2 separate regions of the Homo sapiens genome follow, and region 2 is linked to region 1. A link is a contact called in ENCODE Hi-C or POLR2A ChIA-PET data. All regions are on one chromosome and are shown on one strand. Each heading gives the region's core, a stretch centred on a gene start or an enhancer-like site at or near the end of the contact. The rest is flanking DNA. Distances are from core to core; before and after follow the strand shown.

Region 1 (5,430 bases), core at 1,409-3,908:
TAATGGAGAGAAAGCAACTCTCCTCGGTACCATGCCCACTGACAATGGTCTCACACTCCCATCTCTCTGGAACCTCCTCTCTTCCAACTGTTCTCTCAAAAGGATCGAAAATAGTGAAGTCCCTTCAAATTTCTAAAATGCTACTGGAAACACCCGTAACATTGCCCCTGTTTGGGCTTAGGAGTGAGGAGGGCCGACAATTCCATGGTAGTCATAACTACATCCACCTGGGTGTCCTCCCTTACCTTCTGTAACTTTTCAATCATTTCTTCAATACTAATGTCCGCTGTCTGTAGAACTTTGTTTTCCATCTGCACCAGCCAGGCACACAACTCTTTATTTTTTTCATTGAATACAACCCATGTATTGAGTCTGTCTTCAATCTCCTGTTTACGTATGGCCACCTGCAAATGAAAATACATTTGGCAGCTGAGTATAGCCAGGAAGGAAAGCACCCCCTTCTCTCCCTCAAAAAAACTGAGTTTCATTCATTTTAATCAGTAGCTCTCCGCACTCAACCTTGTCTGGTTTTGCCTCTTCTAAACCTAGGGTTTAGCATCAACAGAAGTTCCTTACACCTGTGATAAATGTCATAAAAAATAACAAAATAAATACTGTACCTGAAATGTAGCTGATTGGAAGGATTGTTTTTATCCAATACTCGTGTGTTACTATCTGGTTATAGTAAAAATTAGAAACAGGAAAGGCTAGATGAAGATATAACCCAAATCCTTGCCCTTATAACAACGAATCAAATCCTTATACCAACATAAGGACAATGTCCTATTTAACTTAAAAACTATTAATCCAGATAGAATGTCAATCAAACATTTATAATGCAAATGGACCAGGAAAACTACAGCCGTTTAAATGTCCTTAGTGTTATGCTTCAAAACAAAGCAAAACCAAAAACAATGTACATCACTCATTTAACCCACTTGCCCGTTATGCACTGGATTTTGGATGGAAACCATAAAAGTATCATCAACAGCTGGTCTGCAGCAAGCAGGCTGACCCCAAAATACCCAATACCCCATTATGCATAAGTAACCCCTAAACTGACATCAGCTAAGGGTCCTCCTCCTTAAAGGTTTAAATTTCACTAAATATAAATTTAAATAATGCAAATCAGCCTAACTAGATGTACAAAAGTATTCCCAGGTTTTAAGAATCTTCAGAATCTTAGCGTTAAAAGGGGTGGCTAAGAGTTCTTTTGGTAAAGTTTTGACACCCCACTATATGGACCAGGAAACCAAGGGTGAATTCTCTGAGATTTTCCTGCTGTGTATAAAGAAACCTCTGCTCTTTTCGGAGGAGAAAATACTGAATGCTTATATATCCTAGCCAGCCAAACGTGTTAAAAAGGCTTGAAAAACTATCCTAGAAAAACAAGTGTTGTGTTTCCATTCCTCGGGGCATCTGTTTATCTTTTAAAAATCCTGGCATTTTGCACATTGTCATTCTGATTGATTTCATAATAGTAACAATTAGGAACATCTGGGCCCCAGTCTTCCTGTCTACCTTAACTTTCAGAACACTTTTCATATATTCTAAACATTTTCTTTTGTATAAAAATTGAAAAGTTCTAAAAGAACATTTAAAATTAGGGTACATTGTGAATATTAAATACTAAAATCAAGGAGAACGTGTCTGAATTTCAACTTTTTAAATACATCTCTTAATTCACAAAAATGAGATTAAGGAATTTATTTTCGTTGGAATTCTCTGTTCTTAAAACAAAGATCTTTAAGACTATTTGAACCCCTTAATTCAATACTGATCCTGTCACAAGCCTATACCGTGTAATACTCTATTAATACAATCCCATTCTTAATAAGTTGAAGTGATCCATTGAGACAACATAGCAGTTGATCATTTCTCTTACAGGATTTTAGAAACCAGCTACTTGAAATAAACATCAGGTTCCTGTGAATGCAGAGTACTCATATGAAATGCTCCCATGCCTGGTGGGCATGAAGTAAGACTCCTGCTGTTAGGCCCAGAAGAGACTCCCCAGTAAAGGACCTCTTCACTGGGTCCAGCTTCTGATACACTGATTAGGACTTGCCACCTACACAAGCCAGAGAGCAGTCTACACATCTGATCAGAATTGCAATTTCTGTCTCCACTTAAAGTGACTTTTTAAAAAAGCTCATTAAAAGCGTGCAAAGTTCTAGCATTTAGTGCTGGAGAAACAAAAGGGTCAAATCTGTTAAACCTGTTGCTGCCTTCTAAAGGAGCAGCGGCCGGGCCAGGGGTCCCACTGAAAAGGGCCTCCGGTTCAATGAAATTAAGCTCCTTTCTACTTTGTCTGGCCTTCAGAGACATTTCAATCCACTCCCAAACAGCCGTGCCCTGCAGTGAGCTGACTTACCCTTAAGCAGAGGTCCTCCCATTGTCTGTGCAAATGCTCTATTTGCTCCTTCAAAACCATCACATCTTCCACGAGAACGTGCCGGGTTAAGTCCGCCTTCATAGTTTGAAGTTCTTTCAAGTTCTGAGTCCAGCTAGCCAAAGACTGTTCTAGTTCCTGCATTTAATCACAAGAAGGGGGTAAAAAGCCTTCAACTCAAGCGGCTGTTGTTTCCAAACCTGTAGGCTAATCCTTTGATTAGACTCTGGGGGAGGGGAGGCCAGGAGAGAGGGAGGGACCTTCTGAATGGGAAACAGCCCAAGACGAGCGCCTGCAGTTGTGGTTGGCCAGTTCTCCACCACCTTCTTATCAAAGGAAAACTCTGTTCTACCTTTATTTTCATTTCCTCAGGTAGCTCTGATTTTGATAGAATTTATTCTATTTTAAAGTCACATAGGTCTTCATTTAGAGGAAAGTGTATTTGGAGTCTAATAATCTTTACACACACACACACATGCACACATACAATTTTTAATCCTGAAACTACATTTCAGATAAAGTGTGATTTTCCATTTAAAAAAACCCTAAGAAATGCATTGCTGCTATTGTGGCAATCACGTAACAGCAACAACTTCTGTTCACAGGGAATTATTTTTGGTTAACTTTTGAAAATAATGAGTAAGTATAACGGAAGAAAAAATAAACTTTTCTAATTGGCAAAGATTAGTTAGCAGATATTTTTCTGGCCATGGAAACATCTATCTTTTAAAATGCAGCATTGGCTGGGCTCAGTGGCTCACACCTGTAATCCCAGCACTTTGGAAGCCCAAGGTGGACGGATCACCTGAGGTCAGGAGTTCAAGACCAGCCTGGCCAACATGATGAAACCCCATCTCTACTAAAAATACAAAAATTAGCTGGGTGCGGTGGCGCGCGCCTGTAATCCTAGCTACTTGGGAGGCTGAGGCAGGAGAATTGCTTGAACCCAGGAGGCGGAGGTTGCAGTGAGACAAGATCGCACCACTGCATTCTAGCCTGGCTGACAGAGTGAGACTCCACCTCAAAAAAAAAAAAAAAAAAAGAAAAAGAAAAAGAAAAAGAAAAAAAAAAGAAGCATCTGTCAAATTGAAACCTTCTGAAATCTAGGATTTACTCAAGAGATTTACTTTCACAGCAGGGAAGGTAAAAGGAAACAACCAGAACACTCAAGAGTCTACCAGATTTTTATTGTGCTTACAATTCTTCATGACTTGGCACATTTTAAGGGTCTTCACTCCTATCTGTCAAATGAAATCTGAAATAAGATACTATGCCTTTTTAATTTTTATTTTTTTTTTAAGAGACAGGGTCTCACCCTGTTTCCCATGCTAGACTACAGTGGCATGATCATGGCTTACTGCAGCCTCGACTGACCTCTTGGGCTCAAGTGATCCTCATGCTTCAGCCTCCAGAGTAGCTGAGACTATAGGCACGCACCACCACAACTGGCTAATTTTTATATCTTTTTGTAGAGATGGAAGTCTCACCATTTTGCCCAGGCTGGTCTCAAACTCCCCAGCTCAAGTGATCCCCTTGCCTCAGCCCCCTGAAGTGTGGGGATGACAAGGGCGAGCCACCATGCCCTGCTGATACTATGCCTAAAATCAGGGATAAGTGTGAAAGGCCCTAACAATATGTTAATTCTGATTGATTTTCAGAGTTCTAAAAGCTACACTGGCATGATTTCATAACTTACCAACAAGAATTTATGTTTAATAAAATGGCCCAGAGAATTCTTTTTAAAGGTTGCATGAAGATTGAGGAATTAACACCTTTCTCAGAAGATAAATCATTAGGTATTTAACATTTTTATTACCTACTTTTGGTCTCACGATTGGTTCCAGTAGATGACAGCAGATTCCACAGTGGAACACTTTGGAAAGCTACATAACATAAAGGGGGCCACCTGCCAGCTGAGGTGTACCACTTACTGACTTGAAATTGGAGATCTGGAAACCTCTGAGCTTCAAACAGAGTTTCCCAGTCAGGTGGCAGGAAGCTCAGCCTGTCCAGTGCCCTGCTCAGAGGTGCTGGCTCGGCCACCGAGTTATGCCCGGCCAGGTTTCAATCAGTTTGGTTTGAATACTTACAATATTGACAATCGGAAAGTGTACAGTCACTGGATAAGGTTGAGACTCCTGTTTTACTCTCACTGCCCTGCCCTTTTCCCCTCTAACACTCACCATGTTCATACACATACACACACACACACACACACACACACACACACACCCCTATGCATACAGTGTGGCTCTCTGGCAGACTGGACCATTAGCTCCACACATGGCAGGGACCATGACAACACTGCTCACGGATTCAGTGCCCAGAACCTGCCATGGTGCTGCTGCACAGCAAGTTTTCAGATACCAAAATGTACGGCTGAAAGGAAAGCAATTTGGCTGTATGTCTCGAGAGCTTTAAAATGTTCATAAAGACTAAATGAAAAAAGCAGGGAGTCAAACAATATATAGAATGAGGTCTCTTGTGGAAGTTTACTAGAGCTGACGATCAGTTTGTATAAAAATGTCAACAATCATGCCTGTCTTTAAATTAAATTGCTCCCTCTCCCTCTCCCCCTCCCCTCCCCCTCCCCACCCCCTCCCTCTCCCTTCTTTCCACGTCTCCCTCTGATGCCGAGCCCCCTCTCCCTTCTTTCCACGGTCTCCCTCTGATGCTGAGCCAAAGCTGGACTGTACTGCTGCCATCTGGCCTCACTGCAACCTCCCTGCCTGATTCTCCTGCCTCAGCCTGCCGAGTGCCTGGGATTGCAGGCGCACGCCACCACGTCTGTCTGGTTTTCGTATTTTTTTGGTGGAGACGGAGTTTCGCTGTGTTGGCCAGGCTGGTCTCCAGCTCCTAACCACGAGTGATCTGCCAGCCTCGGCCTCCCGAGGTGCCGGGATTGCAGACGGAGTCTCGTTCACTCAGTGCTCAATGTTGCCCAGGCTGGAGTGCAGTGGCGTGATCTCGGCTCGCTACAACCTCCACCTCCCAGCCGCCTGCCTTGGCCTCCCAAAGTGCCGAGACTGCAGCCTCTG
Region 2 (5,871 bases), core at 288-2,787, 34 kb before region 1:
AATCTCATCTTGGTGTGTTAGTGACAAATACACCAGGACACGACTCTCCTCCAAGAAGAAAGATTTTTCCATAGTGGATACAGAAAACCCATTCAGCTCATCACAGGTGTGAAGCAAATGAGCACCATATTTCTCCCCAATGAGCAGGATTCACGAGAGAAAAATACTTCCACTCAAATGGCCTTAAGTTCCTCAGGATATCGAGAGCACCTATGTCCTCAGTTCTGTGGACTGTGGCTCTCCATTCCTGCAAGTCATTTGGCTTCAGAACTACAAAGGGCAGCTCGGTAAACACCAACTGGAGGAACACTAGGGCTGAACTCGTGCATTTACAGGCAAACACCACTGGCACAGTTCCTGAAATACTAGGCGAGGCTACCTGAGTGTGCTGCCTCTCTGGGGCTGACAGAGGCTGGTGGCAGTACAGAGCCCTTGGGAGGAAACTTACCATTAGTTCCCTCCGACACTCTAGGAGAGCCCGGGGGTCTGCCTTTGGATCGGTGACATGAGCCTTCTGCCTCCGGTTCTTGGCACTCGCTAACCACAGCAGCAGATTTTGACTCAACTGGTGGAAGTCCTTAAAAAACAACACATCAGAGCGCGGCCGTGTCTTAGAGCCCTGGAAGAGGGTGTGCCAGGAACATGGCTTACTGCTTCCAATCCATCACAGTCATTTGCTTTTCTGGCCTTACCCACTGAATACGAGGACCAGCTTTAAACTAAATGCCAGGGCCCCAAAATGAGGAAGAGGAAAGAAGGAAGACACTCAGCACAGTGCCAGGAGGCCGCGAATAAAAGTGCCACTATGAAGGTAGGGCTTTGGGATGCCCAGCTGATTTTATATATGAAGGCCACACGCATTCCTCAGCCAATCTGCTGGGTTCTCTGCTGGGTTCCAGTGGCAGAGGGAAACAACCCAACAGGACAGGCTGGGGTGGGCTCACGTTCCCTGAGACACAGCCAGAGCTAGGCAGTGGTGCAGAGCTCACACCCGCTGTGCATTTACTGTGTCAGGTACTGGGCTAGGATTATACATACTGCCTCATTTACTCCTAAAAAGAACCTTTTTAAGGTTCTTTCTAAAAAGAAAATGGGAATGATTCCCATTTTCAGATGAGAACACTGAGGTCTAGGAGGTTCAATGCTTTGCTCAAAGTCACATGGCTATTAAGCAGTAACTGCTCCTCTGCTTCAAGGCCAGGTCTCTTAATCACTCTGGCAAAAGGACAAAAAGAGGAGTTGTGGGGTGGCATCTCTAACCTACAGGTCGCCTGCAGGAACCCTGACTCCAGGAGTGGCTCTGGGCCTGGGCAACAGAGACGAGACCTGGGACAGGGAGTAGGTCTCTGAGATGGCCGGTGAGCCTCTGTGGAAACAAATGGTAAAGCACATGTTTCCTGACACCAGCCACATTTGGCTGCACGGAAGCAGCCTGATGATGATAAAAATATCTGCTGCTCCTACCACGTGGGCCTGGGTACCGGCTCTGGGAGGCGGGCTGCTGAGTCAGCGTACCTGGCACTGCATGAGCGACTGTCGTAAGCCCCCTCTCCAGCTGTCCACTGCGCCCTGTGCTGCTTCCCAGAGCAGGCTCAGCTGGCGGAGTCTACTTTGGAGCTCTGTGGATTCGGGGCTCTCGGTTTGCAGAAATTCCTTGCTGCTCACGTTGACAGAGACCACTAATGCCTTGTAAGTGTCAAAGGCTTTCAGTATCTCCTACCAGAGAGAGAAAAGATGAGGTTAGGAGCTCTGAAAGTAGGGAGGAGGGGCTCATTTTGAACCTCAGTAGGGAACAAATTTTCCACACACTTTTCCAAGCTGCGGCCACAGAAATGAGAGTGACCTCGCCTGGGACTGGCTGGAAAGCATCAGGTGAGGGAGCTGCCTTAAGGTCTGTGAACTTGGCCAACAGGGCCCCAAAGTAGAGGCCTGCTGGAGGGAGGAGACCCTGCTGACCTCTACAGGCCCCGCTCTGCAACTGGCTTAATGTTTCTGGACCGACTAAAGGTCTTCCAGATAAAGTATATGTGGTTATTCTGCATTTGCTCCTAGAAATGCCAGAAATGTTATTCCTTAGGAGGAATGGTAACCCCTAATATATTAACACAGATAGTAAAATAAAAGTACAAATATGAAAGGTACCTGGATCCTCCAAAACCCCTGCCCTGGGTCTCAGGCTACTGCTCATGGCACCCTTAAAGCGCAGGGCTCAAACTGTCCCTTTGCAGCTCCCTGGGCTAGTTCCAGTGGGGTCAGGACTTATGTAAGTGACACATCCTAATTGCATAAAAGGGTAATGAGGTCAGGCCACGGGATTCATCAGTAGGTGAGCCGGTCCTTTCCCAAGCCCTTTCAAGGAAGATTCCACCACTAGTCTTTCGTGTAACTGTGCAGCATACAGTTTGGAAGAGTGGTTTTACACTGCCTGACAGTGTCCACTAGCACCTCCAGAAAAGTCTAGAAATGCCTCGGATGTCAGATTTTTCCATCTCTGGAGATCTGAGCCACACCTCCCCAGTACTCTGGGATCAGGATCATTTGCAGATACTCTTCCATGTGAAAACAAAAATCTGCATCTATGTCCTTGCCAACTATGGAACTGAAATGGAAGAGAGTGACCTCTACATACACCATCTGCAAGCTGCGCCTATGCCACGAATACATGGGATCTGCTCGTCCAGCATAGCAATGCGTTCACATGCACATTCTGAATCCCTCTTCCCCACCACACCTCTAACTCACCTGCAGTCTCTTCACTCTCAGTTCTATTTCCTGGATATCAGAGGGAGGCTTTGCCATCTTTAACATTTCCAGCTCTGCTTCAGTTTTTTTCAGCCAAGTAGTGATGGCGCTGATATCAGAGTTCAGCTGTTGCAAATTTTGTTTTATTTTGAGCTTATTGTGAAGCTCCTGTGCTTGAATCATCTCCCATCTGTCGAAGGCACCTGGAATTAAAAAATCGCCAATTAAAAAAAGCAATAATGCAACAGATTTCTCTGCCTCCAGCTAATTAGGGGTCAGGGTGGTTAAAAAAAAAAAAAAAAAAAACAAAAAAACTGTAGGGGATTCCCCTGACAGAAGGGTCTGGTTTTGGGAGTTCTCTCTTCTCCTGGAATGTGGAATAGCACATGATCTGAGGCGTACACTCCCACAGAGGCTGGAATGAAGTGGAAGGTCTATGTGCTACAGTTTCAAGCTCAACAGTTCAGTTCCTGCTGAATTTTTTCAGTTTTCTCCTTTGGTCCACAAATGACCAGGTCGATGCTGTCAGCTTTAGATTTAGTTGAGTAATTACTTTTATAATTACTGGGCTGGTCGAATGAAGAGACACTTGAGATAACACTGATCATCATCCTCAAGTCTGATCTTTACACACAAATATAGAAAGTGAAAACCTGCACTTCCTCAGGAGGCTTATTTTACCAACATTTAAAGAATAGTTTTCAAATTACACTGAACAGCCTAGGAATTTGTTCGTGAATGCCAATCGCTGATTTAAAAATAACATTGGTTGTTGTAGGGTAAGTCCCCCAGTTCTGGCGAATCGTATAGTTGGTTAATATCTAATGAATGTTCTCTTGAGCAAGGACTTAAATACCATACTCTGCCTCTCTGGACGACTGCCAGTTACAGGCAGTACCTGACTGCTGCTCTGTGATACCGGCCAGTCCCCCGTCTTCCTGCTGTGGGTTGCCATTCAGGACTCGCGGGCCTTCTTTGCCACCATCCGTGCCTGGAGGTAATAGTAGCTTTCCCTAGAATGAGCCAGTTTTTAAGTTACCATCTGTAGATATGAAGGATATCTGAAGAACAACTGGATTCATTTCATATTAACAGTGAAGAAATGAGATGGGCCCCTTTCCTTTGAAGGGTATCTTGCTAGGAATACAGTGGTGCTTTAGTGTCTAGGTAGCATTTATAAGCTGGCAAAGCTGATGGCAGAAATAAAGCCTCAGCTAAGGCCCAGGGAGAGGGAAGCAGATGAGATGTCAGTGATGGGAAGAAAAGGGTCTGTTTCAATTGGCATGCTTCCAAACACCCCTCAAATGATCCACACGAAACAAATCAGAACAATTTGTTGAGCTTACCAGACGGTTACTGCGTTAGCACTTTGAATTTTCATAGTGTTTTACAGAATTTTAGTTATCCCTGTCACTCTGTAGAGGTGGTTGGCATCATTATCACAGAATCAGAAATGCACAGAGGATGAATCTGCCTCCCAGGGGCATTCGTTACCAAGTGTTTATCTTTCACCGCACATACTGACTCTTCTGTTATCACACAGCCGATTGGGCTGTTATCTCGGGCCTCTCCAAAAATAAATGTGTCCCTTTTAGAAAAGCCCTGCTTTCTTTGTCTTTCTTCTGTCTGTATGGCCTATTTGTGCAGAATGAAAATAATAAAAAAAAAACCTTCAGATTTGTGGTGATACATCTGGCTTCAGACACAACAAAAGGGTTGAGATTTTGAAACCGGCCAGGTGAGGAACACAGGCGTCATCACAGGAAGGGATAGCCAAGCCACATGAGCCAAGGATGTAAAGCAGAGGTCAGGGACTGCGGTCTTTCCCCTGTCTTATTATTCTTTTTAAAAATGACACCTGCTTGTTAAGCAAGAGGAAGTGTTTCTGAATTGGACACAAACAGCCCATTATCAGCTGACTTGGATTTGAGCATGCAAAGGCAGAATCTCCTCCAATGATGTAACAATATTCTCTCCTTAATTTCTCTCGCTGCTGCCCTAGGCTGCCCTCCCAGGAGCTGCCTAGCCAGAGCATGCCAAGAACTCAAGGCAGCTGAGGGAAATGTAACTAAGAAGAAACAGCCATTGCTATAAACAACAAACCAATACAGGAATAATAATCACGACCAATACAGGAATAATAATCACGACCATTACTTCTGAGGACCTTCTTTTACCTTTATACACAATAATCTTAACAACTACTAGGTGAAATAGCTTTAGCCTCAGGTGAGAAAGGCTTACAGAAGCAAGGCGAAGTGCCTCAGGTACCATGGCAATGGATTGGCAGGGCTAGGAATCAAATCCGTGTCCACTGCAGCACACCATCAATGATTTTTTGGAATAGGATGTATGGACAAAAGGTTAACATAACAAAGGCTTGAAGGTTGGATGCAGTGGACCATGCCTGTAATCCCAGCGCTTTGGGAGGCTGAGGCAGGTGGATCACTTGAGGTCAGGAGTTCAAGACCAGCCTGGCCAACATGGTGAAACCCCCATCTCTACTAAAAATACAAAAATTAGCCAGGCATGGTGGTGCACACCTGTAATCGCAGCTACTTGGGAGGCTGAGGCAGGAAAATCACTTGAACCCAGGAGGCAGAGATTGCAGTAAGTCAAGATCGTGCCAGTGCACTCCAGCCTGGGTGACAGAATGAGACTCCGTCTCCACAACAACAACAAAAAGACAAAGGCTTGAGAGCTCAGGAGCAGTCAGGAAAGCCAGCACCTTGCTTGCTCACTATTTGCACAGACACCTGACTCGACAGTAATAATGACTGTTACACCACACCAACATACAGAAAGATGGTTTTTGGCCAGAACCTATCTCTAAGTCTAATCGGTTTTGCCGGGGTTCTAATGAAGTATGGACAGCTCAACAGAGACACTGTCACCATAAGAAAACCAACTCAAAATATGCCTGGGGAATGAATACACGCAGTTTACACCAAAATCTCTCTCTCTTGCAAATGTAAGTATGACTCACAGACATAGGCTGTACTCCCAGTGAAGTTAAGACTTACATAGGGTGGTTTATAAGGGGTGCTGGACGCAGGGGGAACAGGTGGAACATTCCTGTCACCTTCCATTTGCTTGTAGTGATGCTCGGGACAGGAAGGGCTGTCGGGA

What was found. A loop is a pair of places that touch in the nucleus more often than their neighbours do. ChIA-PET counts read pairs that join two places held with the same protein, here RNA polymerase II (POLR2A). Pooled maps may share reads with other maps.
Region 2: a loop to region 1 is called in a map of heart right ventricle, with 2.4 times the contacts of the local background. The contact joins two enhancer-like sites. A Hi-C loop is called at or near these places in 7 of 168 maps with a recorded cell type or tissue (B cell, GM12878, Right ventricle myocardium inferior and 3 more), 13 of 37 single-sample maps with no recorded cell type and 14 of 50 pooled maps. POLR2A ChIA-PET finds 5 or more read pairs at or near these places in 8 of 52 experiments (AG04449, B cell, GM12878 and 5 more).

Annotation. Positions count from the first base shown.
Region 1 is chr14:64,183,524-64,188,953 of GRCh38, reverse strand. SYNE2 (spectrin repeat containing nuclear envelope protein 2) reads right to left here. Exons shown (of 116, transcript NM_182914.3): 97 at 2,375-2,530; 98 at 246-404. Among named protein-coding and RNA genes, the nearest start is that of MIR548H1, 91 kb to the right of the region's middle. RefSeq lists an enhancer at 2,002-2,793. Within about 2 kb of position 2,658, at least 2 of the 41 ENCODE cell types and tissues checked have a DNase peak (open chromatin) inside an H3K27ac peak, as active enhancers do.
Region 2 is chr14:64,216,282-64,222,152 of GRCh38, reverse strand. It overlaps SYNE2 (spectrin repeat containing nuclear envelope protein 2), which reads right to left. Exons shown (of 116, transcript NM_182914.3): 108 at 5,766-5,871; 109 at 3,641-3,755; 110 at 2,743-2,945; 111 at 1,516-1,716; 112 at 449-577. Among named protein-coding and RNA genes, the nearest start is that of ESR2, 75 kb to the left of the region's middle. Within about 2 kb of position 1,537, at least 11 of the 41 ENCODE cell types and tissues checked have a DNase peak (open chromatin) inside an H3K27ac peak, as active enhancers do.